2 separate regions of the Homo sapiens genome follow, and region 1 is linked to region 2. Evidence: read pairs that join two places in POLR2A ChIA-PET (ENCODE). Cell type or tissue: B cell. All regions are shown on one strand. Each heading gives the region's core, and the rest is flanking DNA. Links, peaks and the distances in the headings are about the cores only. Region 1 overlaps BASP1 (brain abundant membrane attached signal protein 1). Region 2 has its middle 33 kb from the start of LINC02111.

Evidence for each region. ChIA-PET counts read pairs that join two places held together with the same protein. Peaks named below come from ENCODE experiments on the same cell type or tissue, not always from the same donor. Only the 100,000 strongest peaks of a DNase experiment are listed, where the experiment ranks them.
Region 1: POLR2A ChIA-PET joins it to region 2 with 10 read pairs; 2 of 35 experiments call an interaction of 5 or more read pairs at or near these places.

Annotation. Positions count from the first base shown.
Region 1 is chr5:17,267,002-17,283,519 of GRCh38, forward strand. It overlaps BASP1 (brain abundant membrane attached signal protein 1), which reads left to right. Exons shown (of 2, transcript NM_006317.5): 2 at 8,207-9,833. The coding sequence starts at 8,216. The coding sequence ends at 8,899. Among named protein-coding and RNA genes, the nearest start is that of BASP1, 58 kb to the left of the region's middle. RefSeq lists a silencer at 158-287 and an enhancer at 8,633-9,133. In B cell, for the core only: no CTCF peak of the experiment used is centred there; DNase peaks (open chromatin) are centred at 9,620, 9,904 and 11,160; H3K4me3 peaks cover 1,926 bases; H3K27ac peaks cover 7,069 bases.
Region 2 is chr5:17,346,174-17,362,691 of GRCh38, forward strand. It overlaps the pseudogene FTH1P10. Among named protein-coding and RNA genes, the nearest start is that of LINC02111, 33 kb to the right of the region's middle. In B cell, for the core only: no CTCF peak of the experiment used is centred there; a DNase peak (open chromatin) is centred at 9,608.

The DNA of each region.
Region 1 (16,518 bases), core at 4,946-12,945, 79 kb before region 2:
TTCTCAACGTTTCTACATAACACTAAACTGAATATCACATTAGTTTTCGAGAATTGTGATTAGCCCTTGTGAGATTGATTTAAACTATATTTGAAAGGATAATTTAAAGTATCTGTAGGCTGATACTACTTAGCATCGCATAAAAGGAAAAGATGGTTTGATTGTTTTTAGGAAGCACGCTTGCTCAAAGAGATTGGGTCTTGCAAGGCAGGACCACCAGTGATTGGTAGATGACCCATCAAAAGTAGGTAAAGGGGAAACAACCGAGTGTCTTCCACAGCCAGGGCACTGTGAGCTAGTTCTGCGTGAGTGAAGCTGATGAAACCTGACTTTTCTGACAGTTATGACGCTATTTGAGATGTCTTCAGTGAGCCATTCCATCCTGACTCATTCCTTACAGAGTTTACACATTATTCTGAGAAGATTTTCTAAATATAATTGAAAATGTTAAAAAACATTCTGTGCTTTAATAAATATTTGGATGTCATTTTACAATTTTTGTTTGTATTTTTTTTTGCTTTTTTTTTTTGAGACGAAGTCTTGCTCTGTCACCAGGCCCCAGGCTGGAGTGCGGTGGCACGATCTCATCCCGCTGCAACCTCCGCCTCCCGGGTTCAAGCGATTTTCCTGCTTCAGCCTCCCAAATAGCTGGGACTATAGACGCACGCCACTGCACCTGGCTAATTTTTGTATTTTTAGTAGAGACGAGGTTTCACCATGTTGGCCACGCTTGTCTTGAACTCTCAACCTTGTGATCCTCCTGCCTCAGCTTCCCAAAGTGCTGGGATTACAGGCGTGAGCCACCGCTCCCAGCCCTTTTTTTTTTTTTTTTTTTTTTTTGCTTTTTAAAATTTTTTTTATTTCTAATTTTCAGCAAGCTTCACGTTGAAATGACGTATGAAGACATCCAATCATAGTAATAGCAGCTGGTTGTCAATTTAATCTTCAGGGTGTAAGATGATATATTTTTATGACAGTGATTAGTAGATGTATTGAACTCTGTTGATAATACCACTTGTTTCTTTATCTTGCATTGCATTTTATTTAGTGCCAGAAGCATTCATAAAATTATTTTTCCCCCTAGAAAGAGAATACACTTTAAGTATCGTTGTTTTACTGATTAGGAAATTTGAGATCCAGAGTGGGAGGTAACCACTGAGTCTCATAGCACTTTGTTGACAGTGGAGACCAACCCCTAGCACACCTATCGTTTTTAGCAAACTTCATACTGAGTGCTAGGTGGCTTGTTTTTGACACAAGTCAAACAAATAAAATATTTCATAATTTATTTTTTTCTTATACGGCATTTTGCTATCTACTCTTCCACCTTTATTTTCTCAAACTGAAAGACTGAATTTTAATACAGTAGGCTGTGCTAATGGAGTGGTGTAAGGTAAGAAAAAATGTAAGTGCGTATTAGGAAAGTTCTGGATGAGTTGGTCATGTCAGCAGCCAAATCATGGTTGTTTAGTGAAATTATTTGCTATTAAGTGTGTACAGAGGGGATCCTATTATAGTTTGTAAGAATTGTGGTTTTTTAGTGAAATTCTTAGCTATTAAAATAGCGTGTACAGAGGGGATCTGGACCCAGTGTGTCCTGTGGATTCTGTGTACAAAATAAACACAGCAGATGATCTGAAGGGATAAGGAATATCTTCTGTGTTCCCTGACAGGCTTCCTGGAGAAAAAGGAACAAGCAATTGGAAAACTCGGTAGAGGAGATTGTCTCTATTACAGAGTGTCTTCATTATAACATCAGATTTCAAATTATTTCTCACCTTTACTCTCCCAAAGAAATTTTCATATTAAATTTAAGCTCTCAATAGTAAGAAGGAGTTTACTGGTTTTTCTTTTTGGGGGGTTTGCTATTATAGCAATGCATAGGACCACATATTTTTCCTATAAATAGAAATTTCTGTAAAATAAGAAATACTTGTTAGCTCTAAGACTCAACAGAATTGTTTTAATTTGCTTTGGAGGAAGAATTAAAACCTATTTTTTAGGCCTATGTTCATTCTTTATTTTTATTTATTGATTTTTTAACCAGATCCTCTGAAGACACTAAAGTGTAGTTGTCTCTGAGGACAAAAACAAACGAACAAACAACAACAAAAAAACTTCACCTTACCTTGCTGACCTAGCTATGAAGTTGCTCTTTTATGGCCTTCCTAGGCATGAAGAAGTTAGAGAAACTTGTCTTTAAAAGTTTCATGAACGTTCATAAATGTACACGTTTATTTATTAGGGAACATGATTTGCTGCCAATAAACGAAAGAAAGATTTGTGTCAGGACTGAGTGTGTAGTCTAAGCTAACATCAGTTGTAGGAAGTGAGACTCAGAAGGTGATGGGTATGTATTCCACGGATGCAAACACTTTTTGAGTTTCCTGGCAGGTGTAGGCAAAAAAGGACCAGGCTGGTGTGATGAATAATCACTTCCAACCCTCCCTCTGACCTTTTCAGGCCTCCCTCTGATTTGCCTGCTTTCCAGCCCAGGTTGCTCTGATCAACTCACAGTGCTCGAATGGCACACTCTCTTCTCTCTTCACCGAAAAGCAGAACTTTATCACATTTCTTCCAGAATAGCTGTTTCTAGCCAGGTGGGATTAATTGGATGGAGGCTTGGTTTTATAAGGTGGAAGGGAATAAAACTAGTCACAAGATAGTTGTGGGGGATTTTAAAGATGTAAGTTAGTATCTCTATTAAGCTATTTGACATATGATAAACAAACAGTATTCTTCTGCAGGAAGTAGCAAAACAAAATGACATTTGACAATGTTAGCTTCTCTCATTAACATGGTGTGTTTAGCTTATTAGCCAAGATAAGCTGTAGACCAGGTTTTTACCCTTTACACGTGAAATTTGAGGCATTAAATGAGTAAAAGAATTGGGATTCCTTTTCCATCTTGGTGATCAAAACACTTTTCTCTTGTTTCCTTGGACCAAGTGATGAAGAGGTGGTGAGGGGACAGCAAAAAATGCAATTACATTTCTTCTCTTTATTTTTATTTTTTGAGACAAGAGTTTTGCTCTTGTTGCCCAGGGTGGAGTGCAATTGTGCGATCTCGGCTCACCGCAACCTCCACTTCCCAGGTTCAAGCGATTCTCCTGCCTCAGCCTCCTGAGTAGCTGGGATTACAGGCATGCACCACCACATCTGGCTAATTTTGTATTTTTAGTAGAGACGGGGTTTCTCCATGTTGGTCAGGCTGGTCTTCAACTCTTGACCTCAGATGATCTGCCCGCCTCGGCCTCCCAAAGTGCTAGGATTACAGGTGTGAGCCACCACACACAGCCCCCTCTTCTCTTTCTCTGATCACTCCAATACTCGTTCTAATTGGGAGGAATGGATTTAACTAATCTTTGGTTTTTATCTCTGTGTAGAAACTGATTTCTTGGCAGAATGGACTGTTAATATATTTAAAAAGACTGAAAACCTCTTAGAATCTTAAGTAGTAAAATATTCAGAGCGAAGAAGTAGAGATTTTACCTTTACAATATGGTGACAACAGATAACTGTAAAAACTTCTTTTTCAAATAGAACCAGCAGGAGCATGCATGGAACACATATACCAAACATCTTTCTGATAACATTAAACATTTTTAAAAGATGTTAAATGTTCTTTTCATTGTGGTGCTTCAGATTCCTGATTCTAGAACTTGTGTGTGTGGAACCTGTGTGCTAACTATTCTGTTGGAATTTACCAGCAAAGAATTATCTAAGAATTTTCAAACTAAATGATGGGGGAAGGAACTAACATTTTTGCAGTCCCTGGAAATGTAAAATGTTGTACTCACATGGCCTCACATTAAATTCCCATTAAATTGACATTTAAAAAAATTTTTTTATTTTAAAGGAAACGGAAGGACGATGAGATTAAATAACTTGCCCAAGGATTCTGGGTGGGTGTGCTGTGGAGGTGGGATTTTTATACTCTGCCATGACCCAATGTGCAAAGTCTCCTTGAAATTCAATTCTTGTCCAATATTTACCAGATTAAACTCAGTGAAATTCCTCTCTCTACTACTGTTTATGGTTATTTTCTATGCCAATATTAATCGGTAAGCCTGTCATTTTCGCCCTTGTGGCATCGAGTTTTCTTTGAAGGACAGCTTTTTTGTTTGCTTTTTGTTTTTTGTTTTGCTTTGTTTTGTTTTGAGGCAGGGTCTCACTCTGCCCAGGCCATAGTGCAGTGGCTGATCTCGGCTCACTGCAACCTCTGCCTCCCAGGCTCAAGCCTCCCCAGTAGCTGGGATGATAGGTGTGCACCACCACGCCTGGCTAATTTTTGTAATTTTTGTAGAGACGGGGTTTTGCCATGTTGGCCAGGTTGATCTTGAACTCCTGACCTCAAGTGATCCACCCACCTCGGCCTCCCAAAGTGCTGGGATTACAGGTGTGAGCCACCACACCCGGTCTTTAAAGGACAGCTCCAGAATTAGCTTTTTTCTGAGATGTCATAACAGAGGTCAGTTTTAGTGTTTGGTTAATACATAAACACATAGAACTGAGGTCAGTGCCTTCAGCATTGGTCTGAATTTTGTTGCTGTGCTACAAAATTCTAGTGAATTTCCTAGTTGTGGAGAAATGCAAAGTCAGTCTCGGCCTTTTCAGTAGAGCTTTGGTTTAGTGACTTTTTTAGTTGAAGTGACTTTTCAGCATGGATTGTCTATTGCTGTATTTTTTTAACTGCTTTATTTTAATCTTAGAAGTTCCAACTTCTAACTTTCTATACCAAATGATGTCTTTCAAAATTAGAAGTAACAGAAATGAATGAAATCGGCTGGGCATGGTGGCTCACGCCTGTAATCCCAGCATTTCGGGAGGCCGAAGTGGGCAGATCACCTGAGGTCAGGAGTTCAAGACCAGCCTGGCCAACATGGTGAAACCTCATCTGTGCTAAAAATACTAAAATTAGCTGGGCATGGTGGCAGGCTCCTGTAATCTCAGCTACTCGGGAGGCTGGGCAGGAGAATTGCTTGAACCTGGGAGGCGGAGGTTGCAGTGAGCCGAGATTGTGCTGCTGCTGCACTCCAGCCTAGGTGACAGACTGAGACTGCATTTCAAGAAAAAAAAAAAAAAAAAGAAAGAAAAGAAAAAGAATGAAATCATTAAACTGTATGCTCATTGCTTTCTCTTGGTAAAAAGCTTCTCTGGCAAATAGGAAGATGAAATGTTGAGAGGCAGAGGATACTCAAAATACTGAATTTCTTCCTTATTCCCTCAACACCTGAGTTCTGAACTACCCCAGGTGGCACCATCCTTGTAACCCAGGCGCATAACATTCCTGGGCTGAGAGCTTTGCCCCATTGCCGGCTTCTCAGTGGAGTTCCTTCTATCCCCTCTGTGGTGCCTTCCTGCCTTACTGAATTTTGCTGGACTTGGCCTTTGCTCATAGTACAGCTCCACGAACTCAGCTAGTAGGATTTCCTTATGGGTAAAAGGAGAATGTGAATGGCATACTACCCCATGGTGCTGTTGAGATTACATATTTTATGTAATATATTTATGAGTAGGATTGTGCTTGATACCTAGGAAACAGTTAATAGATGTTGTAGGCAAGGTCTTCACGCATATGGTCTTGGGAAATAATGAGACAATCCTGCTTTTCGAGGGTTCAGGTGGGTCCTATGAGCGTCCCTCTGATACCTCAATATAACCAGTAGAGGTAAATTAGCAAAATGCCAGGGGCGTTTGTTAACTTTGTTTGAAAAACAAACTGGATTGAGACATATTTTCTTACTTATAACTTGATTACGTGTGTTCATTTTCGACCCAGAAACAAATCGCAGCTGGGCATAAAACAAAGAATAGAATGTGGCCTTAACTATGTGTCAGAAAAGCCAGTTTTAGTAACTCAGATTTTAGGTTTGTAACCCAACATGACTTTAAACCTCTGGGGATTGCTGTATAGAATTTCATGCTGTGGGTGTCAGAAAGCAGCACCCCATGTTATACTTACTGGACCCCCTATGTTTGCACTTTATCTTAGTGTCTGTAATTTCTAAGTTGGTGTATGGGTTTCTATTACTGGATTGAGAGAAGATCCTAAAGGCAGACCTGTTAGGTTTCCTGTTTCTTATTTAGCTCAACCTAAGGGACCCAATGTATTTTGAAATATCAGAGCTGAAATTATATTTGGTATAGGCCATTCGTGCATACTGACTAGTTAAGAATTCAATGGAAGAGTTATAAACTATAATTTAAAATATTGATCCGGTTTATTTCTTTATATTTTCATGTACTGCTCTGTGATTGCTTATAGGATGAAAGTATATTTAATTGTATTTTTTGCCATGTATGTTTGTTTCTACTTTTGAGGGAGAAATAATCAAAAATTAAATCCAATAGAGCCTGTCTGAAGCAGGTTATGACCAATTGCCACCCCCTTTTCTAAAAAAAAAGGACATGTAAGAGAATCTTAGGTAACATCATAAAGACCTTTCTTGAGAATATGAATAGTATTTTAGTCAAATTTCAGTTTATTGCTTTTCTCTTCCCCCAACTACTGAAGTCATTCCAGATTAGAAATTAGCATATAGAATGGTGAGAAAAATTTTGACTGAAGAATTCATTTTCTTCCACCAAAAACTCGACTTTTAATAAGATAAATATAGGTTATTTCACTGTCATGAATCTTGATTCCAAGGAAGTAATAAACAGCAAATCCTTCTTTTCTAAATAAGGGATGTATATATTTGCAAAGCTGGCAAAGGAGTGTGTACAGTTCTGCCAGTGGACCTGACCTGGGCAAAACCAGGTGGTTCCCCCCTGCTCTTTCTAACCTCCCTTGGGGTCCAGGGCAAGGCTGATGCTCTCTCCTGGGCTTTTCTCATTTATGGGACTAACGAGGATAGTATAATGTGATTTCTGCCACGCTTCATCCAGGAAAAGCAACCATTTTCTTTGCAAAAGCAACATTTCAGTGGATTTTCACTGATGTGTGGTGACAGAAAAATGGACTTGAAGGAAAAAAAATGCACCAAGAGTCTGTTTAGCTCTGGCCATGGTTCTGGATGAAATTTATTATTTATAAATTTATAATTTATTATTTATCTGGTTTAATGCTTGGTTTTCAGAGGAGAGAATTTCAAGATTCAAATACAAATGGAGTTTCTTGTGCCAGAATGAAAGCGGCAGCCTTAAGACAGTTGTTAATGACCATTGAACGTGCATGTATAGTTTGAATTCTAACCAGGAAATTGATAATGAACAACAATTTTATGTTACTATAGAACTACTTTTTTTAAGCTGAAAATACCTTGAAATGAATTTATGTCAGACACAGCCAGCAAGAGACACTGGCTTTTTCATAACTGCCCCTGCTTGGTAAGAAGATAGACTGAATCCTGTTTACCTTACGTGTTTGAAGATGTGTTTGCTGATATAACACACACACATATGTAGCAGAGAGAGTTTGTAGTTTGAGATTATTTTCTAGAAATCTGTGATTTGTGCTTTATTACAGCTGTGCAGTTTCTCCAGAAAGCATTTTAAAATTGCAACGCCTTTCTCTAGCTCTAACCTGGGTCTAAGATGGCTGCCCCTGCCATGCTGCACATGCCTGTTCCACGCTTGGTGTTTGCATCAGACATGGGATTGCAGATGAAAAACAGATAGCGCTCCTCCTCTCCAGGGTTGACAAACTTTGCCTCTAATCACTGATTCTTTGATCTCAGCTTATTATTCCCTCAACTGGCTATGATTAGAAGCTCCACAACTGAGCTCCTTAATTTCTTTTCGTGACACATTGTTTTAAAAACTCATTTAAAATTATTGCAGAACTCACTTAATTGAGCTCCTTAATGTTTTTGATTCTTTTTAAAATTTTTAACTTTTAATTGTGTAATAACAGTGTAATATAATAATTTAACTGATTACTTGGGCGTGGTGGGTACACCTGTGGGCCCAGCTGTGTGGGAGGCTGAGGCGGGAGGATCCCCTGAGCCCAGGAGGTGGAGGCTGCAGTGAGAAGAGATCTCACCACGGCATTCCAGCCTGGGTAACATAGCGAGACCCTGTCTCAAAAATAAATACATGAATAAATTGAATTTAACTGTGCCTAACTATAGTTTACCATGCCACCCCTTTGGGGTGTGCAGTGCAGCAGGCCCAGAACCCCTTGCTTTGCAAAATGCAGCTTTTTGTGGTCCCCACACTTGCCTAGTAACCGCCGTTTTGTTTTGTTTTGTGTTTGCTTCCAGAACTCCAAGATGGGAGGCAAGCTCAGCAAGAAGAAGAAGGGCTACAATGTGAACGACGAGAAAGCCAAGGAGAAAGACAAGAAGGCCGAGGGCGCGGCGACGGAAGAGGAGGGGACCCCGAAGGAGAGTGAGCCCCAGGCGGCCGCAGAGCCCGCCGAGGCCAAGGAGGGCAAGGAGAAGCCCGACCAGGACGCCGAGGGCAAGGCCGAGGAGAAGGAGGGCGAGAAGGACGCGGCGGCTGCCAAGGAGGAGGCCCCGAAGGCGGAGCCCGAGAAGACGGAGGGCGCGGCAGAGGCCAAGGCTGAGCCCCCGAAGGCGCCCGAGCAGGAGCAGGCGGCCCCCGGCCCCGCTGCGGGCGGCGAGGCCCCCAAAGCTGCTGAGGCCGCCGCGGCCCCGGCCGAGAGCGCGGCCCCTGCCGCCGGGGAGGAGCCCAGCAAGGAGGAAGGGGAACCCAAAAAGACTGAGGCGCCCGCAGCTCCTGCCGCCCAGGAGACCAAAAGTGACGGGGCCCCAGCTTCAGACTCAAAACCCGGCAGCTCGGAGGCTGCCCCCTCTTCCAAGGAGACCCCCGCAGCCACGGAAGCGCCTAGTTCCACACCCAAGGCCCAGGGCCCCGCAGCCTCTGCAGAAGAGCCCAAGCCGGTGGAGGCCCCGGCAGCTAATTCCGACCAAACCGTAACCGTGAAAGAGTGACAAGGACAGCCTATAGGAAAAACAATACCACTTAAAACAATCTCCTCTCTCTCTCTCTCTCTCTCTCTCTATCTCTCTCTCTATCTCCTCTCTCTCTCTCCTCTCCTATCTCTCCTCTCTCTCTCTCCTATACTAACTTGTTTCAAATTGGAAGTAATGATATGTATTGCCCAAGGAAAAATACAGGATGTTGTCCCATCAAGGGAGGGAGGGGGTGGGAGAATCCAAATAGTATTTTTGTGGGGAAATATCTAATATACCTTCAGTCAACTTTACCAAGAAGTCCTGGATTTCCAAGATCCGCGTCTGAAAGTGCAGTACATCGTTTGTACCTGAAACTGCCGCCACATGCACTCCTCCACCGCTGAGAGTTGAATAGCTTTTCTTCTGCAATGGGAGTTGGGAGTGATGCGTTTGATTCTGCCCACAGGGCCTGTGCCAAGGCAATCAGATCTTTATGAGAGCAGTATTTTCTGTGTTTTCTTTTTAATTTACAGCCTTTCTTATTTTGATATTTTTTTAATGTTGTGGATGAATGCCAGCTTTCAGACAGAGCCCACTTAGCTTGTCCACATGGATCTCAATGCCAATCCTCCATTCTTCCTCTCCAGATATTTTTGGGAGTGACAAACATTCTCTCATCCTACTTAGCCTACCTAGATTTCTCATGACGAGTTAATGCATGTCCGTGGTTGGGTGCACCTGTAGTTCTGTTTATTGGTCAGTGGAAATGAAAAAAAAAAAAAAAAAAAGTCTGCGTTCATTGCAGTTCCAGTTTCTCTTCCATTCTGTGTCACAGACACCAACACACCACTCATTGGAAAATGGAAAAAAAAAACAAAAAAAAAACAAAAAAATGTACAATGGATGCATTGAAATTATATGTAATTGTATAAATGGTGCAACAGTAATAAAGTTAAACAATTAAAAAGAAGTAATAAAGACTATTGGGTTTTTTGTTCTGTTTGTTTTACTTTTCTAGTCCCCTTCAATAACTACTTTATCAGAGAACAGAGCACTGTATTGGCCATTTTTCTGAATATATTTGGATAGAAGTAAAAAAATAGACCAGGGACGGTGGATCACGCCTGTAATCCCAGCACTTTTGGAGGCCGAGGCAGGTGGATGGCTTGAGCCCAAGAGTTGAGGACCAGCCTGAGTAAGATAGTGAGACCCCACCTCTATTTAAAAAAAAAAAAATGCCAACATTATTTGTTGAAAAAAATAGCTAGGGCAATGTCAGTAAACTATCTCAGAAGAAGTTAAACTGAAAACTTACTGCATCTATGCATATGCACCCTCTGAAAATGTAACTAATTAAGAAGAAGAAAGATTTTGAATAAAACACGTTAAAAGACAATAAATAGATTTGATCTTGAAGGCTGGGGAAAAAATGAATGACAGGATCTTATAGAAACCTGTGTTTGTAAATTGTGGCACCACTAATGGTTATTCTGTTCTATCCCATCCCCTATTTTTATTTTTATCATATTCATGGTAGAGCCAGGAAAGGCCACCTGAGAATTGTGCTATGAGACAGCAGTGATGCGGAAGCAAGCATGGAGCCGGCCTTTATGGTGACCGGATTTCGGTCCTGATTTTGCCACTAGTGACTTGGATGGGTTTTAAGTCACTTCCAACCTTCCCAGACCTTCCTTGCTTTACTTACAAAAGGGTGTAGCCTTTATGATCTCTGAGGCAAGGTCCCATTTAATGGTTTGGGTACATACCCGGTGACAATTTAATGTCACGATGCATAGGTATGCACAGACTGATGGGATGTCTCTTCCATGTCTTGATTCTCCAAAACTCACAGAGTAATGAATAACAATTTCATAGTTTAGAAAACTCCGACATAGGAAATGTCCTGTGGAATGTGTGAAGGCCAGTGTAATGGAATTGATTCTCAAAGGGACATTAATGACACAATGGATTCAGACGAACCTGGTTCCATTCTTACGGGTTACATTACACATGGTTAAATAAAAAAGGGAAAAAAATCTTTGAGTATTTTGGGAGTAGCCTATAGTCTGTCTCTTACCTCATTGGGAAAGAAAAAGTGGTGAAAGTGAGGATTATGTAAGTATTATACCCGTTGGGTTCAACTGGTATTTATGATCATTTTTTGGCACTTTGGGTTCTTGTTTCTATAGTGAGATAAATTTGAATTCTTAATGCTTGAAAGCACAGCATACAAGAAATCTGTAAACACAGTAACCACCAGGCAACTGTTTTACATAAGGAAAAAGAAGGGGAATGTCCAGGTAATTACCCGCGTGTCCTCGCATATACAAAATAGCTTGGGGGCCGGTGATGGTGATGGAGTGGTAAAAGATTCAGTGAACCATGGAGGACATTTATATAGTTACTGATTAAATGCCATGCATTTATTGCAGAAAAATATGCTTGGTGGAAGTAATATTTTATATATTCACTGTCTTCCCCACTTCCCCTTCTTCTAATAAAAAAAATGCTAAGCTTTTTGGTAATTAGAACAATCAAATCAGCCTCCCAGATTAGCATTTATTACTACAAATTGCCATTTTTTGAATAAATGAAACTGAGACATTTTTCTGAATTTATTTGGAGTTGCAGAGTAGGAGAATTAAAATCTGAGCTATATATATTTATTTTTCTTTTTTATAACTCCATTAGGTGTTGAAGCAACTAAAAAGTGTTAGAAATATAGTCACCAAAATGTTTAAATCAGAATTTTAACCTAGCCATGGTTCATGACATTGAATTTTACCATACTGAAGAAAAAAACTTGAGCTGTAGTTTGAAGTTGTATATGCAGCAGAAAATGTAGTACGTGTGGGAGTAATTGGCTCAGCCAGGAAGGGAACAATGTTGGGCCATGTTAATTTGGATTAACCTAGATTGTTCTTGCCTCATGAATGATTTAAAATGAAGAGAAGGGACTGCACAGCCTGTGCTGAACAGGCAAGTCAGAACCATCGGGGAACTTACCGCATATTTGCTTCACTAACTTAGGCATGTCCCTCTCCTCTATGAAGAATGAAGTGTTCCAGGGTCTAACGTTCATTTACTGGGTGCCTTTGTGCGTACTGCAAGGAGGAAACTATGAGGAATCCAGAGGAACTTGTACAGGGATGCCAGGCTTGTCCCTCCACTTTGAAGATTCTTTTCCGTAGCTGATGCCGCCTCTGCATGATGGGAATGGACTCTGGTCCCCAAGAGCTGGCATGTGCCATGCATCCCAGGATGGCCCTTCCTGGTCTCAACCCTGAGAGAAGGCCATCTTCAGTCTGTTCCTGGCAATATGGAGGCAGAGGTGGTACTGGCACTCCCGGAATGTCATTCCCCAGTCTTGGAGAATCTTCTTTCTCTCTGGAATCAAGACGTAGGTCTAGTGGACAGTAAGGACTTGGTTGTCAACTACTTGCGCTGACAAGACCTAGACATACTTTAGCTGGGTAACTTCTTTACCTAAGTTGGGTAAATCATTAGGTACCAGCATAGCCAAGAGTACTTACTGCATTGCTAACAGGAAGTTTGTTTTCGTAAAGCATCCTGGGACTTTAATTTTCCTTGAATGAAACATCATGGTATAACAAAACACAGTATCTTCACTGAAACAGGCACATACTAGTTAGTGTCCATGATCAGAGCTAACTATAGGACACCGATCTTAAGTGTTCTTTCATAGATAGGAGGCATATACATATCCAGCAAATTTCAGTCAGGTTTCATCTATGAAAAAAACTCATTTATGAAATTTCCTATTTTGGTGTTTTCCGGTTTCTTGTCTCAAGATTGATGGGATTAATCTCCATCCTTTTGATTTCTATTCTGCTATTTGGGAAGGTAACTGGAGTTATTTTGAGCTTTGTTTTAGCTAATTTGCATAATAATGAAAACTGGATGCTCAGGAGGTAATCTTAAAAATGTACCAAATGGCAGTACCACTAGTAGTTGTGAGATTAATCAGGTGAGCTTTTACATTTATCCTCATAAAAGGAGGCACAATTTGCTTGATTTGTAACTGACACTGATTTGGTTTACTAAGTAGTTAATATTTTAAATATTTAGCTCAGAGAGTGCTATTTGGCCAGAGTGTCATGTATTTTCTCAATGCTATCTCCTCACAGAAAAATTAAAAGGGCAATGTAGGGAGTTTTTCATGAAGCTATATTTCTTTGATTTTTTTATAAATGCTATCTCTTACCATGATTCTATATGCTTTCTACTGTTTCTTTTTGTTTGTTTGTTTTTAAATTTTTTTTTAGAGAGTCTCACTGTCACTCAGGCTAGAGTGAAGTGGTGCAATCATAGTTCACTGCAGCCTCAAACTCCTGGACTCAAGCGATCCTCTTGCTTTAGCATTCTGAGTGGCTAGGACTGCAAGCAAGCACCACCAGGCCCAGCTAATTTTTTTCTTTTTTTTTTTTTGTAGAAACTGGGGTCTCACTATGTTGTCCAGACTGGTCTCCAACTCCTGGGCTCAAGTGATCCTTCCCAAAGTGTTGTAATTACAGGCCTGAGCCACCATGCCCAGCCTCAATCTTTTTAAGGACAAAATTTATTAGTAGTATATAAAATCTCAAAGTCCAGGGAATCATGGATTTGGTACATTTCTCCAAGTTTCCTCAGTCTTCATTTTATTAAAAGCATTATTCATTCTGAAGCTATATGCTTCCATTCACATACATATTTAAGGAAATTCCTGAGGGAAATAACTTTGAAAAAGAACTACAATCATAAAAAAAAAAAAAATAGTGCAACTGTACACACTGAAATAAATAAACCAAGTAAAAATCTCATACCTATCTCCTTATCTCTTTTTATTATTTTTTAAATTTTTATTTATTTATTTAAGACGGAGTCTTAAACTCTTTCACCCAGGTTGGAGTGCAGTGGCAAAATCTGGGCACACTGCAACCTCCTCCCAGGCTCAAGTGATCCTCCAGTTACTCAGCCTCCTGAGTAACTGGGACTGCAGGTGCATGCCAACACTCCCGTTTAATTTTGTGTATAATATTTTTGGTAGAGACAGGTTTTTGCCATGTTGCTCAGGCTGGTCTGAAAGTTTTAAGCTCAGGTGCTCTGCCCACCTTGGCCTCCCAAAGTGTTGGGATTACAGGCATGAGTCACCATGCCTGGCCCTATCTTTTTATCTCATGTGCACTTGATTTCCATTTTTTCCTAAGGTCCATATGTCACATTTATTTTTCATTTTGTTGTCTTTGAAGGTAATTTTATATTTTCCCTGAGTTTCCCTCTGGGTCCGGGAAAATTTGTCATTAATACCATTCATTTATAATTTAATGGCTTTGTATAATGTACCCATTCCTTTTATTGCAACTCCTTGAGGTCAATGTGTTAAAATGTTAAATGGAAAAATGATGGGTTAATAACTACTTATTTAGAATCATCTAGAGAACACATGAACTTGCTTTGTTTTGTTTTGTTTTCATTTTTATTGCTTATATAGTCCAGGATTTAAGAGACTAAAATGGTCTCAATAAAAATGTTGTCTTGGGGAATTCTCATCTTAAATATAATTTTTACATATATTTCATGAATTCTGAATCAGAGTTTCAGATAATAAAAACAAAACATTGGTAGTCTTCAGGCTTCCCCGAATATCTGGGTATAGAAACTTATACCAAAGCTTAAAAATAAATATATTTTGGCCCAGACGCGGTGGCTCATGACTGTATCCCACGATTTTGGGAGGCCAAGGTGGGCAGATCACTTGAGGCCAGGAGTTCGAGACCAGCCTGGCCAATATGGCGAAACCCTGTCTCTACTAAAAATACAAAAATTACCTGGCCATGGTGGTGCACACATGTAATTCCAGCTACTGTGGAGGCTGAGGCAGGAGAATCACTTGAGATTCTTGGGGTGGAGGCTGCAGTGAGCTGAGATCGTGCCACTGCACTCCAGCCTGGGCAACGGGATGAGACTGTCTAAAAATAAAAATATACATATATACACACATACACACACACACACACACACATACACACATACACATATATAAATCATTTAGAGAGCACTTTATATATATGTATAGTTTGTAAAACTTACATATATATTTTGATAAAAAAAGAATGATCTTACAGACTGAGTTCCAAACACTAGAGGCTTATTATTGGTGATCTCACTGTCTTTTGGCTTTTTAAGCTATGAATTTATTAAAGTAGAAAATATGTTTGAATAGGCAACAAAGATTCTTGCCTTGTAATTGAATGAATTAATCTTTAATGTTGATTTGTTGTATTTAAAAGCCACACACCTGAAAGTCAGGCACATCACATAATTACTCAAAGAAAAACAGGCCCCTGTTTTACCTTGAGGAAGATTGGTTGACTTGTCACATGCTTTTGTTAACAAAAAAAGTGGGGAAAAAAAAATCCCCCCAGCCCTTCCTCTAAAAAGAAAGCAATCCTCTTAATGCAGGAGAAAGACTGCATTTCAGTACCTCAGAAACAAACCAGTTTTGAGTTTTGTCGTGAAAAGAGATGACACATGTAATTACAAGAGCCTTTTACACAGGTTGGGAGATTTGATTTGACAGTCGAACCCCATTAAAAGAAATGACTCTAAGGTCCTAAAGCAGCAGTGAACAATTTCCGTCCCACTCTGCCTCAGCACAGACATCTAAGAATAGACAAACTCTCAGCCGGAACCACCCACTGCGGGGCACCCAAGTCTGCCTAGTATGCAAATTCCCCAGAGGGTAGAGTTTTTCTTTTCTTTCTGTTTCTTTCTTTCTTTCTTTCAATTTTAAGAGCTGAAAATAATAGTTACCTTCTCTTTCAGGAGCTGAAATTGCCTTGACATTCAGAGCAAAACCTACCTTTACAAAATAAAACACACACACACACACACACTATAGTAGAAATGACAAAATCAAAATCAATTAAATAGAAGACAAGCCTAATTAGAATGAATCAGAAAGAGTTGCTTACATTTGGGCTGCTAATTAGAACTTCATAATAACTTTTTTGTCTTTTGTTTATTTCCTCCCTTCCTTATTCTCTTTCCTCTACATTTTGTCTTTCCCATCAAGTTCCCTACTTCCTCTTTTTTTGTTGTTGTTCAAGTACGTAACTTCCATTGTGATAGTTTCACTCTTTACCTACTTCCTTCCTTCCTTCTTTCCTTCCTTCCTTCCTTCTTTCCTTCCTTCCTCTCTCCCTCCCTCCCTTCCTTCCTTCCTTCCTTCCTTCCTTCCTTCCTTCCTTCCTTCCTTCCTTCCTTCCACTGACTGCACTCTGAGGCAAACACTTACATTGGGCCAGAGCTTGCTGGTTTTTCGGACTGCATAACCCTCATTCTTCATTTGTTCGGGAAGAACAAATATAATTTACTTGGAACTTTACTCATCTTACTCCTCCACTTCCCCCTGCCCCTCATTTATCTATAAGAATAATAAAGATTAAGAGAGACCATGTTCAGGAGTCAAGGTAATTTGAAATAGTCCTTGATGTACAGTGCTTATTAAAAGAGAATCTTGAAGATTCTACAACTAGAGCTCTGTTTCAGAAAACAAGGCATCAGTTCCTAAATGTCATACAAATTGACTACATAAGAATTTTCTTGGATGTCTAAATAAAGAGATCCCAGCCCCTAAGCTGTGATCCTGATTC
Region 2 (16,518 bases), core at 4,689-12,688:
TTGTATTTTTAGTAGAGATGGGGTTTCTCCATGTTAGTCAGGCTGGTCTCGAACTCCTGACCTCAGGTGATTGGCCCGCCTCGGCCTCCCAAACTGCTGGGATTACAGGCATGAGCCACTATGCCCGGCTGTTAGAACCATTTTAAAGAAAAACATGGCCAGGCACAGTGGCTTATGCCTGTAATCCCAGCATTTTGGGAAGCTGAGGCAGGTGGATCATTTGAGGTCAGGAATTTGTAACCAGCCTGGGCAACATGGTGAAACCCTGTCTCTACTAAAAATACAAAAATTACCAGGCCGTGATGGCAGGGGCCTGTAATCCCAGCTACTTGGGAGGCTGAGGCAAGAGAATCGCTTGAACTCGGGAAGCAGAGGTTGTAGTGAGCTGAGATCGCACCACTGCACTCCAGCCTAGGTGACAGGGCGAGACTCTGTCTCAAAAAAAAAAAAAAGAGAAAAACATAAAGTCGCTGTTTTCTAATAAAGAGGCATGAGAGGAACTACTCTGCCATTTTTTAGCTGTTGTTGTTGTTGAGTGGAAACTAAGTCTTGGGGTCTGGGTTTTGGTCTTGAATGTTTGTTTGCAAAGTATAGAAGACTCCTGTACTCTAACAAGTGAAAATAACGTAAGAATATTGAACATATGCTCACAAAATGATGCAATTAATTCACACTTGGTGAATTGATGGTTAGAGGCTAAGCAGAGAACGTGTCATTTCACTTGACAAATGCTGTTTTGTTTGTAGCTTGATTATAAGAACCACAAAAGCATGTCATAGTGTAGTTTGAGTGAAAGGATGAAAATATAAATAGAACATTTAAAATCATCAGTTGTTGTGCAATTGTCATTCTTTCTGACTGCCTGATACATTTTGAACACTCTTAAGGTATCTGGAGAATTCCACAACTATGTTTAGTCTTAGTGGCTTAAAAAGCACAAACTTAGTATCTTAGAGTTTTGGTGATCAGAAGTCCGAACAGGTCTCTCTGGGATAAAGTCAAGGTGACAGCAGGCTGCATTCTTTCTGGAGGCTCTAGAATTGGTCTCTTTGCTTTTTTCAGCTTCTAGAAACTGCCTGTATTCCTTAGGTCATGGCCGTGTTTATCTTCAAAGCTAGTAGCATAGAGTCTTCCGATCTCTCTGCCCTTTGCTTCTCTGTCACCTCTCCTCCTCTCCCCCACCTGCCTTCCTCCCATAAGGAACCCCTGTGATTAGACAAGGCACACCTGGATAATCCAAGCTAATTTTCCCACCTCAAGTTCCTCAGTCACATCTGCAAACTCCTCTTTGCCATGTAAGGTAGTATATTACCAATTTCCGGGGTCAGGACATGCATCTCTTTGGGGGCTGTTTTCTGTGTACCACATCCCCCATTCAATTTCATACCCAGAAACTCACTTTCCCAGCCTCCTTTGCATGGGCTATGGTCAGCATGAGTGAGGCACTCACCTCACGGGACAAACTTAAGGGGGCGCCAAAAAATGCAGTAATCAAGATAAGTAACTTTTTTTTTTTTTTTGAGACAGAGTCTTGCTCTGTCACCCAAGGTGGAGTGCAGTGGCACCATCTCGGCTCACTGCAACCTCTGCCTCCTGGATTCAAGTGATTCTCATACCTCAGCCTGCTGAGGAGCTGGGATTACAGGCACATGCCATCACACACAGTTAATTTTTGTATTTTTGGTAGAGATGGGATTGCACCGTGTTGGCCAGGCTGGTCTCAAACTCCTGACCTCAGGTGATCTGCCTGCCTTTGCCTCCCAAAGTGCTGGGATTACAGGCCTAAGCCACTGTACCCAGCCTAAGATAAATAAAATTTTAATGCAATATTTCAAAAAATTCAAAAAATCTATGTTGGTTAACATTTTAAAACAAAGACAGCATTACAGATTTTCCCTTTTGACTTTGGCTTCAATGTGGCCAAGCATGGCGGTATCCTTTGCAACTAAACAAAGCATGTGACCCAGACTGAATAGATGAGGTGCACTTGTGGTAGGCTTTAACTTAGAGCAAGCAAAAGAAGCAGGGGCCTGGCACACAGCATTCATGCCAGCTTGTTTGGGATGCTCATGGCTGAGAGCAGAAGTGGAAAGCATGAGGCCTCAGAGACGTGAGCTGCTTGCCAGGGCCCTTGCTCTGGGACAATGTCAGTGGCTTGTGGGCAGTAGGTTGGTGAAACTCAGGTTTTGTTCCTCGTCACACTGCCTATAAACCCATTCTCTGATCAATCAGGAGATTCTGAGAGTTACTTGTTACCCTTTATGAAACCTCTTTTCTGCTTAAATAACCAATCTACTGTTTTTTGTAACTACCAGCCCTGAATAATGTAACTTATCAGTAAGGACCATCTGAGTTGGTTGGCACAGGCAAGACAAAGCCACAGGTGCAGATCAATGTTAAAGGGCATCACGCTGGGTCCTTAATCAAGGAAATAAAGCACACATGCCTCATTTAAAAACTCACCCTTGTTGGGCATGGTGGCTCACGTCTGTAATCCCAACACTTTGGGAGGCCGAGGTGGGTGTATCATTTTAGGTCAGGAGTTCGAGACCAGCCTGGCCAACACGGTGAAACCCCGTCTCTACTAAAAATACAAAAAATTAGCAGGGGTGGTGGCACACACCTGTAATCCTAGCTACTTGGGAGGCTGAGGCAGGAGAATCGCTTGAGCCTGGGAGGCGGAGGTTGCAGTGAGCCAAGATCATGCCATTGCACTCCAGCCTGAGCGACAGAGCGAGACTTTGTCTCAAAAAAACTCAAAACAAGAACAACAATAAAAACCTCATCCTGTTCTCTGGAATCTAGAAAGAAAATCTTTACTTCTCAGTTCCTCACCTGGATACTTCACCAGTTCTAAATTAGTAGCTTATTTAGGGCTTTGTTAGTAATAAGAAGATAATGACTTTATCTTTGCACATTGACTAACAAATCAATTCCTGTTGGAATCATAGGTGCTGGAAGATGTTTCTGATGATATGAGCCTTGGTGCTCTCTCTCTCTCTCTGAGTATTCTGAGAGGGGCAAAATTGTTTGTGATTCCATATTTCAGGATTTCCAGGCCTTATATTCTGGCTCTTAATTTAGCTGATTTTTCTGTGGAGGGTCAAAGATGGCATTGCGACAGTTTGCTCCAAAATTCTCACGAGGTATCTGGCTTGTATAACTCCTTTCTTTAAGATATTTCTTGTACAGATCCTTTCTTGGAGAGATTTCTTGTCTTTTTATCCAAGCCTATTTAATTAAATTGACTATGTATTAGAATCAATTACGCATTTGAAAAATAATTTTCCCCCAATCCCTCAATAACTCTGATTATTATTATTGAATCACAAATCTGTGTCTAGCAGAAAATAGCAGATACAAATAAGCAAATGTTGAGATTAATAATGAAGGGAGCTTAAGTGAAGTAGGCTGTCAGCTTAGTTAGGACAGCATCCTGTGACATTTTGGCAACCTCGAGATCTGTGAAAATTAGCTAAAAATGGCTGTTGGGCTCCAGGTGTTAGCAGACTCATTTTTACTGAACTGAAATCATAGATTTTTACATGTAAAACCAGGGGTCCTATAGAAGTTCTTCTGTGCTAATTTTTTCCTACCCTTTATTTCTTTCTAACTCCTTCAACTGTGTTACCAAAGTTTAAAGTGGTTTATGGAAGGTTGACAAGTAGGATGATATAATCAATGACAGTGGCCAAATCAACGCCCTTCCACACTGATGTGAGAAATACTCTTTTATTCCTTTCAAGTGAAACTAACACGTTTATATATTGGGTATTGACAAAATGCCCAATACTGTCATAGGTATTACCAGAGATAAAAGTAAAAGCTCCGAGGCTTGCCTTCTAGATACGTAAAATATAATTGGAGAGTGCAAATTTGTATTTAAGAAAAAAATACAGAGTAAGATATGACAGTGTGAAATTAGGTGAAAATTGTGGGGTGCTGACTACCATATGTAATTTAGGAATTCAGACAAAAGACAGATGAATGCTGGCCAGAGGGAACCATCTAGGACAGTTTTCTTTCCCTTCCTTCCTTCCTTCCTTCCTTCCTTCCTTCCTTCTTTCCTTCCTTCCCTCCTTCCTCCCTCTCTCCCTCCCTCCCTCCTTTCTTTCTTTCTTTCTTTCTTTCTTTCTTTCTTTCTTTCTTTCTGTCTTCCCTCCCTCTTTCCTTTCTTTCTTTCCTTCCTTCCTTCCTTCTTTTCTTTCTTTTCTTTCTTTCTTTCTTTTCTTTTTCTCCTTTCTTTCTTTCTTTCTTTCTTTTTTTTTTTGACAACGTCTCATTCTGTCACCCAGGCTGGAGTGCAATGGCACAAACTTGGCTTATTGTGCCTTAACCTCCTGGGCTCAAGAGATCCTCCTGCCTCAGCCTCTTATGTAGCTGGGACCACAGGCATGCACCACCATGCCTGACTACTTTTTTAATTTTTTTGTAGGATGGGGTCTCACTTTGTTGCCCAGGCTGGTCTTGAACTCCTGGGCTTACATGATCTGGAGAGAGCTTTCTTGAGGGTGGTTGCCTGTGTAGCCTTCTTCCCCACCAGGTAAACCTTAGAATTTAGAATATGAATTAAAGAATATAAATTCAAGTCATATTTAATTGAGAATATGAATTAAAGAATAAATACGCTAAGAAGTAGCAGGTTCTCAGCTTAGATTAAGTCAGGAAAAGAAAAAGAAAAAACACTTCAGATATTTCCAGCAAAGAGGTATTTAATATGGAGAATTAGATTACAATTTACATTAGATTTAGGTTAGATTTAGATTTACAATAGAATTAAATTACAATTGTTAGACGGGTTGGAGGAGTGGAAAGGAGAGTGTGGTTTTCAGAGGTCAGGAGCTACAGAAACCTGCTTCCAACTGCTTAGATACCACTAAGGCTTCAAAAGGAAAGATGTGTACTCTCCTTCTTCCTTCTAACCTTCCACAAGAGCCTCCTGTTGGCAGATCCTTGGCTGGAACCAAGCCGGCATGGGCGTCTGTGAAATGTGGTCTCCATACTTCTAGCCCCTGTGAAGAATCAATAGGCAATATCTAGCTCAGGACTGGTAGGACGCACGTGATGTTTTAGAAGGATTTTTCTGCTAGTGACCAAAGTCCTATTTCCCTAAGAATGCTTTTTCTTTTCTCTTCTAACCCATTCTGTATCCCATTGCCACTGCTTTTGGGTTTGTTTTTGTCTTGTTGATTTGTATCATATTAACACTTTATGCTTGCTTTACATATGTTGGTTTTATTTCCCTAACTGGATTTTTTTTTTTCCTAACTAGATTTTTAAAGATTGGGAGCAGGCTGGATGCAGTAGCTCACCCCTGTAATGCCAGTACTTTGGGAGTCCGAGGAGGGAGGATTGCTTGAGCCCAGGAGTTTGAGACCAGCCTGGGCAACAAAGTGGGACCTCGTCTCTATTTTTATTTTTTTAATTAAAAAATTTAGAAGCCGAACTTCACATACTAGCAAATAATAATCTGTGTGCACAAAGAACAAGACACTGTTCAGGATGCTGAAGGCAGAGCAATGACCAAAACAATCTTAATCTTACTACAGCTTCCATTCCAGCAAGGAAAACTGAGAATAAACAGCAAATGCATATGTAATATCACATGGAGAAAGATGCTCTGGAGAAAAAAAGAAAGTATTATAAAGTGATAGTCAAGGACAGTGGTGGGTGTGGCAGGGGGCTACTTCATAAATAATGGTCAGGAAAGAATGCTCTGATAAGAGGAGGGTAGGATATGAGAGAGAGGGAACCATGTGTGTTTCTGGGGAGAGGTTTCCAAGCAGACAAATGAGGAAATATGGAGTGAGGTGGGAGGTCGCACAGCACATTTGAGAAACGGCCAGAAGTCCAATGAGGATGGAAAGGAGAGAGCAAGGGGAAGTGGTAAAAAAATAAGATGACAGAAGGGGAAAGACCATATGCTGCTTATATCTTATTTCTTCTGTATCCTTCCTAGAGTTGGCCTTCTTTCGGGAAAGTAGCCATGTTTCACTCCAATCTTCAAACCCAACACCCACCATCTCAAGCATTATCATTTTCCCTTCTGTATTTTATTTTGTGTCTTCTCTCCAATGTGGCTCTGTAGCTACATTTATTTTTTCTTTTATTAAATTGCAAAGACCGCTTGCTGGAATGATGTATAGATTGGTTATTCCTGTAGGCAGGTTGCCCTAGCAACGGGAAAATCTTACCCATTTCAGCAAATTTTATCAATAAAGCAGTCTAACCAGAGACTAATGTTCACATAATTAAATGTCTGCTGTACTTTTCCTCTGTTCCTTAACCATGGTAATTTTCAGATTGTTAATTAGCCGAGTGCCAATTGATTGAATGGCTCCACAGGAGTGGAAACTAAGAAAGCATAATAATAGAATGATCCTAAGCATCACAGGTGACAGCCCCAAATCACCCTCTTGCTTTGGTTTCCAAGTTAACCACAGCAAATCTTTATCCTTTCCAGGAAGAGGCATACAGTTTCCACGCTGAACACCTGGAATCCATTTAGACTGGCCAGTGTCCACTACCTAAAAAGCCTTGAGTGCTAAGGAAGCAGTGTTTGGAAGGAGAACAGAGTGTATCCAGTCATGCCAACTGCAGTCTAAGAATGATCAGTGAAGTGGCTCCCTGAAGGGGCAAAGTGAAATAAATGCATGCCAGCCGGGCACGGTGGCTCACACCTGTAATCCCAGCACTTTGGGAGGCCGAGGTGGAAGGATCACTTTCGCCCAGGAGTTTGAGGCCGGCCTAGGCAATATAGTGAGACTCCATCTCTACCAAAAAACAAAACAAAACAAAACAAAACAAAACAAACAAACAAAAACCCCCAAAATTAGCTGGTTGTGGTGGTGCATGACTGTAGTCCCTGCTACTCAGGAGGCTGAGGCAGGAGGATGGCATGAGCCTGGAAGGTTGACGCTGCAGTGAGCCGAGATTGAGCCACTGCACTCCAGCCTGGGTGACAGAGTGAGACTCTGTCACACGCAAACACAAAATACATGCCATTCCTTTCAGGTTAAAACTTAAGGTGACCTCAGGTTCAAATGATAATAGTGGTTACACTGAATATGTGGTCACATATTTGTTAGAAAACATAAACTTTTAAGTATAACCCCCTCTATAAGATCATATATCCAATTCATTCATAACAGAGTTGCTCAATATGTCCACTTTCTTGCATTCATAAAATGCAATATGTACATTTTTCTGATCTTGTCTGCATTTGTGATTTTAAAAAAATCCTTCAGAAAAGATGATATCATGATCTTCTATGGCTATAAATGGCATGAATATAGAATCATCTTCATTTTCTTTTGGGGGAAGTTTTCTTTGAAACACAACCCAAGTCTTTCTAGGTTCTGTGTCATGCATAGATATCTAATTTGGCATGAAGGATTCTGTGAAATGATTGTTTTGGCTTGCCACTCAATAATAATGTAACCTCCTTATTCCGAGGGATGTAGTTCACTACAATGGGAAGGGGTATATATAGGTATTGGAGAGAGACTCCTATCTCTTCACTTTTTTTTTTTTTTTTTTGGTACCCAATTTCTTTATGTGAAGGAATGGTACAAATCAAAGAACTTAAGTGGATGTTTTGGTACAACTTATAGAAAAGGTAAAGGAAACCCCAACATGCATGCACTGCCTTGGTGACCAGGGAAGTCACCCCACGGCTATGGGGAAATTAGCCTGAGGCTTAGCTTTCATTATCACTGTCTCCCAGGGTGTGCTGGTCAAAGAGATATTCCGCCAAGCTAGATTCGGGTGCTCCCATCTTGCACAAGTTGGTCATGTGGTCACCCAATTCTTTGATGGCTTTGACCTGCTCATTCAGGTAATGTGTCTCAATGAAGTCACACAAATGGGGGTCATTTTTGTCAGTGGCCAGTTTGTGCAGTTCCAGTAGTGACTGATTCACATTTTTTTCCAAATGTAATGCACACTCCATCGCATTCAGCCCGCTCTCCCAGTCATCACAGTCCGGTTTCTTGATATCCTGAAGGAAGATTCGGCCACCTCCTTGGTTCTGCAGCTTCATCAGTTTCTCAGCATGTTCCCTCTCCTCATGAGATTGGTGAAGAAAGTATTTGGCAAAGTTCTTCAAAGCCACATCATCGCGGTCAAAGTAGTAAGACATGGACAGGTAAACGCAGGAGGCGTAGAGCTCCAGGTTGATCTGGCGGTTGATGGCGGCCTTTAGTCCTGGTGGTAGTCCTGGCGCACCTGTGAGGTGGACGCGGTCGTCATGGCGGCGACTAAGGAGAGGCGGCTGCGTTCGCGGTGGTGACTGCGCAGTGCTGGAGCGGCGGCGGGGGCCTTGGGGCAGTCCGAGGGCGCGGTGAGGAGGTGACGGAGGGCTGGCTATGGGCAGCCGGCCGGTGTGGGGGACGAGCGCCAGGTTCTGTCCAAGCACTGTTGAAGCAGGAAACCCCGACGACTCTCGTGGAAGAACGTCCATCTCTCTACTTTTAAGCTAAGTTGAAGCAGTCTGTTATCCTCACTGATACTCACTTCCATCACCACTATTTTCCCCACTGTGAAATGACTAAAATACCATCCACCACTCCTGCTCTGAGAATTAAAAGATAACCTACACAGAGCCTGGCACATAGGAAGCATTCAGTGAACTTTTTTTCCTTTTCCTTCTCTTGTCCTTAAAAATATACAACATGAAATTAAATAGGATGTAGTCACACTATTGAAATAAATTTTCTTGTAGCAAATCTTATATGTCTTATTTATTTATTTATTTATTATTTATTTTGAGATGGAGTTTTGCTCTTGTTGCCCAGGCTGGAGTGCAATGGCACAATCTTGGCTCACTGCAACCTCCACCTCTTGGATTCAAGCGATTCTCCTGCCTCAGCCTCCCGAATGGCTGGGATTACAGGCACGCTCCATGACGCCCGGCTAATTTTTGTATTTTTAGTAGAGATGGGGTTTCACCATATTGGTTAGGCTGGTCAGGAACTTTTGATCTCAGGTGATCTACCTGCCTCGGCCTCCCGAAGTGCTGGGATTACAGGCGTGAGCCACCGCGCCTGGCCATCTGTTTTATTTTTATAAAAAGAAACATAAAGGTAAGTGAAATGTAAGTGTAATAAATAAATGTAAGTGAAAAGAGTGACTAAAAACACAAATGCCAAAAGCAATTCCATAGAAAGACTTTAATTTTCTATCACTTTATCCATAAAGGTACCAAATATATATTTCAAAAGATTACTCTCCTTTTGATAAAATAACTGCAAACCATTGTTTCATGTAAAAATATTAACACATTTCTTGGTATCATCCAATAACTATTCAGTGTCATTATGTTTTACAATTTATTTTTATAATCAGATTCCAAATAAAAGATACATATATTTTGAAAAAATAAACTTAAGATGATCTCATACCATTGAAATAAATTATTTAGTTACTGGTAAAACAAGCTCATATGGTTTGGCTGTGTCCCCACTCAAATCTCACCTTGAATTGTAATAATCCCCACATGTCAAGGGCGAGGCCAGGTGGAGATAATTGAATCATGGGGGCAGGTTTTTCCTGTGCCGTTCTGGTGACAGTGAATAAGTCTCAAGAGAACTGATGGTTTTATGAAAGGGAGTTCCCCAACAAGCTCTCTTGCCCACTTCCATGTAAGACACATCTTTGCTTCCCCTTTGCCTTCCATCATGATTGTGAGGCCTCTCCAGCCATGTGGAACTGTGAGTCCATTAAACCTCTTTCCTTTATAAATTACCGAGTCTAGGTTATGTCTTTATTAGTAGAGTGAGAACAGACTAACACACAGGTATATAAAAGATTTTTTTGTTACAATAAGTTGTATCTCTTGTCTAAAATATTTATAAGCAAACCAAAAAAAAAAAAAAAAGCTTGCCTTAGTCAATGAGTCAATGTTCCCAGAGAAACAGTACACACACTGTATTAGTCCATTTTCATGCTGCTGTATAAGATCTCATGAGACTGACTCACTATCATGAGAACAGCACAGGAAAGACCTGCCCCCATGACTCAATCACCTCCCAATGGCTCCCTCACACAACACATGGGAATTCAAGATGAGATTTGAGTGGGGACATAGCCAAACCATATCACACATGCATACATATGCACACACATATACATATATACATGTGTACATACATTTATCTATTGATTGATTGACTGGAATTGGCTTACATGATTCTGGAGAGTGACAACTCCAAAATTGGTAGGGCAGACTGGTAGGAAATTTAGCTAAGAGAAACTTCTGTCTTTGCTTTTAAGGCCTCCAACTGATTGGATGAGGCCCATCACATCATGAAAGGTATTGTGTTTTACTAAAAGTCTACTGATTTCCATGTTAACCACATCCATAAATACCTTGACAGCAACATCTAGACTAGTGTTTAACCAAACAACTGGGCACCATAGCCTAGCCAAGTTGACAGGAAAATTAACTATCACAAAGCTCAAAACAAGAGATTTGATATTTTGATAGTTCTGGTTTTCTAATGGTAGTTTCTTTTTTAAAATGTAAAGGGACAAAAAAGAAGTGAAACCAGGATGTAAAAGAAGTATGGCCACCAGGATAAAAGTGATTCTGCTCATAATAGCAACTTCCTTGTCCTTCATCTTTTTCATTTCCTTAATGATAGCTCTTTTATATGATAAAGCTTTAAGGAAGTTGGGTAGAATATTCATAAGGTGGCTTCATAATTATTTTATATAATACTGTCAAGATAAAAGAGTAATCATGGCTGGGCGTGGTGACTCATGCCTGTAATCCCAGGACTTTGGGAGGCCAAGGTGGGTGGATCACTTGAGGCCAGGAGTGCGAGGCCAGCCTGGCCAACATGGTGAAACCCCATCTCTACTAAAAATACAAAAATTAGCTGGATGTGGTGGCTCACACCTGTAATCCCAGTTACTCGGGAGGCAGAGGCAGGAGACTCGCTTGAGCCTGGGAGGTGGAGGTTGCAGTAAGCCAAGATGTTGCCACTACACGCCAGCCTGGTTGGCAGCAAGACTCTGTCTCAAAAAAAAAAAAAAAAAAAGGATTTAAAAAGAAAAAGAAAAAAAAGTAATCACCTTGACAACAGAAAACTATTACATATCCTGGGCAAAATTAAAATTTGTATAATTTGAGACCTTGTTCCCTAAGATAACATTGTTTCTTTAATGTGATATGGTTTTCATTTATTTTATTTTAGGTTCAGGTGTACATATTCAGGTTTGTTACATAGGTAAATTCATGTTGCAGAGGTTTAATGTACAGATTATTTTGCCACCTAGGTAATAAGCATAGTACCCAATAGGGAGTTTTTCGATCCTCACCCTCCCCCAACCCTCCACCATCAAGTAGACTCTGGTGTTTGTGTTCCCCTTTTTGTGTCCATATGTATTCAATGTTTAGCTCCCACTTATAAGTGATAACATGCAATATTTAGCTTTCTGTTCCTGCGTTAGTTTGCTTAGGAGAATGGCCTCCACCTCTATCCATGTTGCTGCAAAGGACATGATCTCATCCCTTTTCATGGCTGTATAGTATTCCATGGCGTGTGTGTACCACGTTTTAAAAATCCAGTCTACCATTGAGCATTGAGGCTGATTCTTTGTCTTTGCTATTATGAGTAGTGCTGCAATGAACATATGTGTATGTGTGTCTTTGTGGTAGAATGGTTTCTATTCCTCTGGGTGTACACCCAATAATGGGATTGCTGGGTGGAATGGTAGTTCTGTTTTAAGTTCTTTAAGAAATCGCCAGAGTGCTTTCCACAATGGCTGAACTAATTTACATTCCCACCAGCAGTGTATAAGCATTCCCTTTTCTTCACAACCTGGGCAGCATCTGTAATTTTTTTACTTTTTAATAATGGTATGGTTTTCTTAAGACAAATGATTTTTGTTTTGATAGCACAAGTGTACAGAGGACTAAAATCAATGAATTAATTGGTGTTGGGTTTTGGCCTTGCAGAGATGTCTCTCTTCAGCTTGTGTGGTTGTAGCATATGTATGTTTATGCAATTTTCCATGACTGTCAGTTTATCTCATTAGATGATCTTCTCTTGCACAAAAGGAGCTATGCCTTCAATATCTTTGCAACATCGTCCCAATCTGATTTAGACTTTGCTGATATTGGAACTACATTCTGTATTCATAAGGACTGCCACACTGTGATAGTCAACTTTGATGTCGAGTTTATATGTCGCTTTTGCTAGGCTATTGTATTAAGTTATTTAATCAAACATTAATCTAGAGGTTGCTGTGAGAGTATTTTGTAGATGTGGTTAATATCTGCAATCAACTGACTTTAAGTGAAAGAGATTAGCCTTGATAATACAGGTAGGCCTCAACCAATCCATTGAAGGCCTGAGAGCAAAAACTGAGGCTTCCTCGGGGGAAGAAGAAACTTTGCCCCAAGACTATAAAGTAGAAATCTTGGTAGGGTTTCTATCCTGTCCCCCGCCCTAAGTATTTCAGTCCTGCCAACTCCCACAGTCACACAAGACAATTCCTTGAAGTAATTCTCTGAAAAATGTGTACATATACATTTATATGTATATGTATTTATATTCACACACACACACACACATCCTCTTAATTTTTTTCTCTAAAGAACCCTGAATGATACTAACACTAATACTGCTTTTGTTTGACTCATCTGTTTGCATTATTGAACTTGAAATATGTCTGTTAAAAATCAGCTATCTTTATGAAATTGCTTAGTCCGACGGACATAAGAAATCATCTAGGCCATGCTACTGTGGACGTATTTGTATTTCAAACAGTCTGGGAATGGTTGGTGGTTTGGAAAACGTTTTGCATGTTACATTAAATGTAAGGTTTATTGAATGCAACGGTACCATCTTATAACACTAATTCATTTGGCTGTGGGATTCAACTTTGAAAGTATTCATTGGCAAATATTCCTAGGATTGAGCTTCTAGTAATATAATTAGATGAATGAAAGTACCTAAAGTCATGACCAACTTCAAATTATATATATAGTTTTATATATATGGTAGATATATCTGTATATATATCTGTGTATATCTCTCTCTATATATCTTTATCTCTCTATCTGCAAATGAAAGCATACATGAACACAGGGGTGTGGGAATTGAGAGCATTTAATCATGACTGATGGGTGAAGTTCAAAGCATGTGGTAAAGATATCTGCACAAAATTTCAGTACCTTAAACAAGGATGCCAGAAACTCTGCTTGGTTTAAAAACAAACACTAGCTTGAGGATGTGGTTTAGTTTTCTGATAAGGATACAAAAACGGAGAATAGCATGGATGTTTAGGGTATGGACCGATTCGTACACCTTCTCATAATTGCGGCCAACAGAAATCTGCTTGAGACGAGGCTGGATGTGGAGTTCATTGTTAGCATTTTTCCAGAAAGGCAGCCACAAATATGTAGGCTTTGGAAACTCAACCTGGAGCCACTTTGTGACAGAGAACAGAAAATTGGCAACAACTGTTTTTTGAAAGTGAATTTTCTGTGTGCGTGTTAAAACATGTGGTTTTACAAATGATCACGAGTATCACCAAACCCACAGTTTTATTACTCACATAAAGTTTTCTTCTGCTTTCTTGAGTTAACCAATGGAATTGGAGGAGCCTGACATATGAGTATTTACAAAAAGTTGGGAAAGCGATGTCAGGAAGTACAGGATTAGAGGGGATGATTTCTGGGTAACTTGCATCGAGCAAAGCGTAACCGCTCCTTTCTGCTGACGCTGCTTTTTTGAAGGTCATAATCTCTCTCCTCATTGTCAAGTCCAGTGATTTTGAATCTCCCCTTGTTCTCCAGGGCTTCTGCTGGAGCTGCTCCTCCAGCATGCTGCTTTCTGACATCACTTTTCTCTGGCCAGTTGTTCTTCTGGTCTGCGGATTTCTCCTCTTTCTCCCAGGCTAGGTTGCTCGAACTTTCTTTTTTACAGAATGAAATTTAAGAGCCCCTAAGAATAAAATCATTTGGGGGAAGGATTATTTCATCACTGGGAAAACAAGTTTTCTAGTCTCAACTTTTCCTACCCTCTGCTACCCTTCTTCCTTACCCTTTGTAAAGAAAAGAATTTTTCAATCACAACAAAGCATGCTAGGAATCCTTCAAAATTAACCAGAGAAAGATATTTCTTGGGTTGTGACTACTTCACTAAGAAAAGTCTAAAAGACCCCTGGTGTTTCCTGAGATAGATGGGTACCCCAGCTCCAAGGAGCTGGCTTCAGCATGGAACCAGGGACATGGGTCCCGGAGGCCCCAGCTGGCAGCACGTGTTGGGAGAAACAGGGCAGGAGAAACTGGGCCTCACAAGGGTAGAACAGAAGGGAGGAAAGAGAGAGAATGAGATGGACACGGGTACACTTCCCGCAGGCCAGGAGAGCCCCAATGTGCAGGGACAAAAGGTGCCCTTGGGAAAAGTATAGACGTGTTTTCACAGTTCCTTCTTATGTTGCATGTTTGTGAAGTATGCATGTCTGCCAGATTTTCTCCTAGAGAGGACCGTGCCTGCCTACTCTTCCTGCCATCGCAAGGCCGCTAGAGATCTCACCTGTGAGACCAGGCAGCACAAGGTCTGGACTGTGGGATGCACTTGAGATGCAGCAGTTGCTGTAATCTCTCTTCTGTCATTTCACCAAAGCATCACACCCACATCCCTAACTACCTTCTGAAGCAGCATCCTTGTCTGGGGTAAATACTAGGGGTCCGTCATATCGTGCCAAGATTAAGGACACGGACACATGCAGGTGGGTTAGGGAGCAGAAAGTTTACTAGGCAGATGAAAGGAGAGAGGAGAGCAGCTCTTTCTCTTGTGAGAGAGGCGTCTGAAAGGGAAAAGCCAGCCTGCAGGGGACCACTGCAGATTTTATAGGTAGGCTTGAGGAGGCGGTGTCTGATTTACATAGGGCCCACAGATTGGTTTGACCAGGTGTGACATTTACACCCTAATCTTATTATGCAAATGGGCTTTCCCTTTGGCCAGAGCCATCTTGTCTGCTCCTTACTGTACATGTTGCTGGCAAAGAGAAGGGCCAATGGAACTGCCATTTTGATCATGCCTAGTCACAGGTAGCCTTTTCCTATTGGCACAGTTGCCGGCATTCACCTGTGCAAACTTCCAGCTTGCCTGTCTATGTCTGCAGCTTGATTTTACAGGCTGCCTTTGTTAGAAAAGAAAATGATTTAGGGGCTGCTTTTCATTAAAAGGAAAACCTTACCAAGGACCTCTGTACCCTCATTATCTGGCTAAGTACTTTCTTCTGAATTCCTATATCATTTCCAGAGGTATCACTTAGATCTCTCAGTGCCTGGACGAACCCAAACTGCCCAAACTGCATTCTTCCTTCTCTCAATATTTTGTCTTATGTTCCTCATTCTCAAAAATATCATTATCTTCCCGATCAAAGGCTTGAAAATTTAGAGTTTTCTTCGACTCTTCTTTGCATCTGATAACTCATATTTGGCCTACTTTAAATTCTGTGGCTTGTTGGCTTGTGATTCATAGTTTGTATCTGCGCTCTTTACAACTAACTTTGTGAATGTCCTTATTCAAGGCTTGTTCACCTTGTGTGACAGCCTTTCAATTGGCTTCTTCCTCTTCCCTCTCTATCCTAAGCTGAAGACGTTGTGTAGACATTTTTTTTTTTTTTAGAAGGAGTCTCGCTGTGTTGCCCAGACTGTAGTACAGTGGCACAATCTTGGCTCACTGCAACCTCCACCTCCTGGGTTCAAGCAATTTTCCTGCCTCAGCCTCCTGAGTAGCTGGGACTACAGGCAGGAGCCACCACGCCCGGCTAATTTTTGTATTTTTAGTAGAGACAGTGTTTTACCATGTTGGCCAAGCTGGTCTCGAACTCCTTGTCTCACACATCCGTGTGAAGACCACCAACAGGCTTTGTGTGAGCAACAAGGCTGTTTATTTCACCTAGGTGCAGGCAGGCTGAGTCTGAAAAAGGAGTCCACAAAGGGTGATGGGATTATCATGAGTTCCTATAGGTTTTGGGATGGGCGGTGGAGTTAGGAGCAATGTTTTGCAGGCAAGGGGTGGATCTCACAAAGTACGTTCTCAAGGGTGGGGAGAATTACAAAGAAGCTTCTTAAAGGTGGGGGAGATCACAAAGTACATTGATCAGTTACGGTGGGGCAGAAACAAATTACAATGGTGGAATGTTATCAGTTAAGGCTATTTTCTTTTTCTTTTTTTTAATTTTCAGTTCTTTTATGGATCTTCAGTTGCTTCAGGCCATCTGGATGTATACGTGCAGGTCGCGGGGATATGATGGCTTCGCTTGGGCTCAGAGGCCTGACACTCCTGACCTCAAGTGATCCACCTGCCTTGGCTTCCCAAAGTGTTGTGATCACAGGCGTGAGCCACCGCTGCCTGGCCTAGACTTTTTTTTTTTTTTTTAAATGATTCCCCTTAGTCTGCCATTACTATTAAAATATTCTTGGTTTAAATCCATCTGTCTGGTTTCCAGAGCCCTTTGGTCTATCTTCATGTCTCCTGCATAACCTTTTCA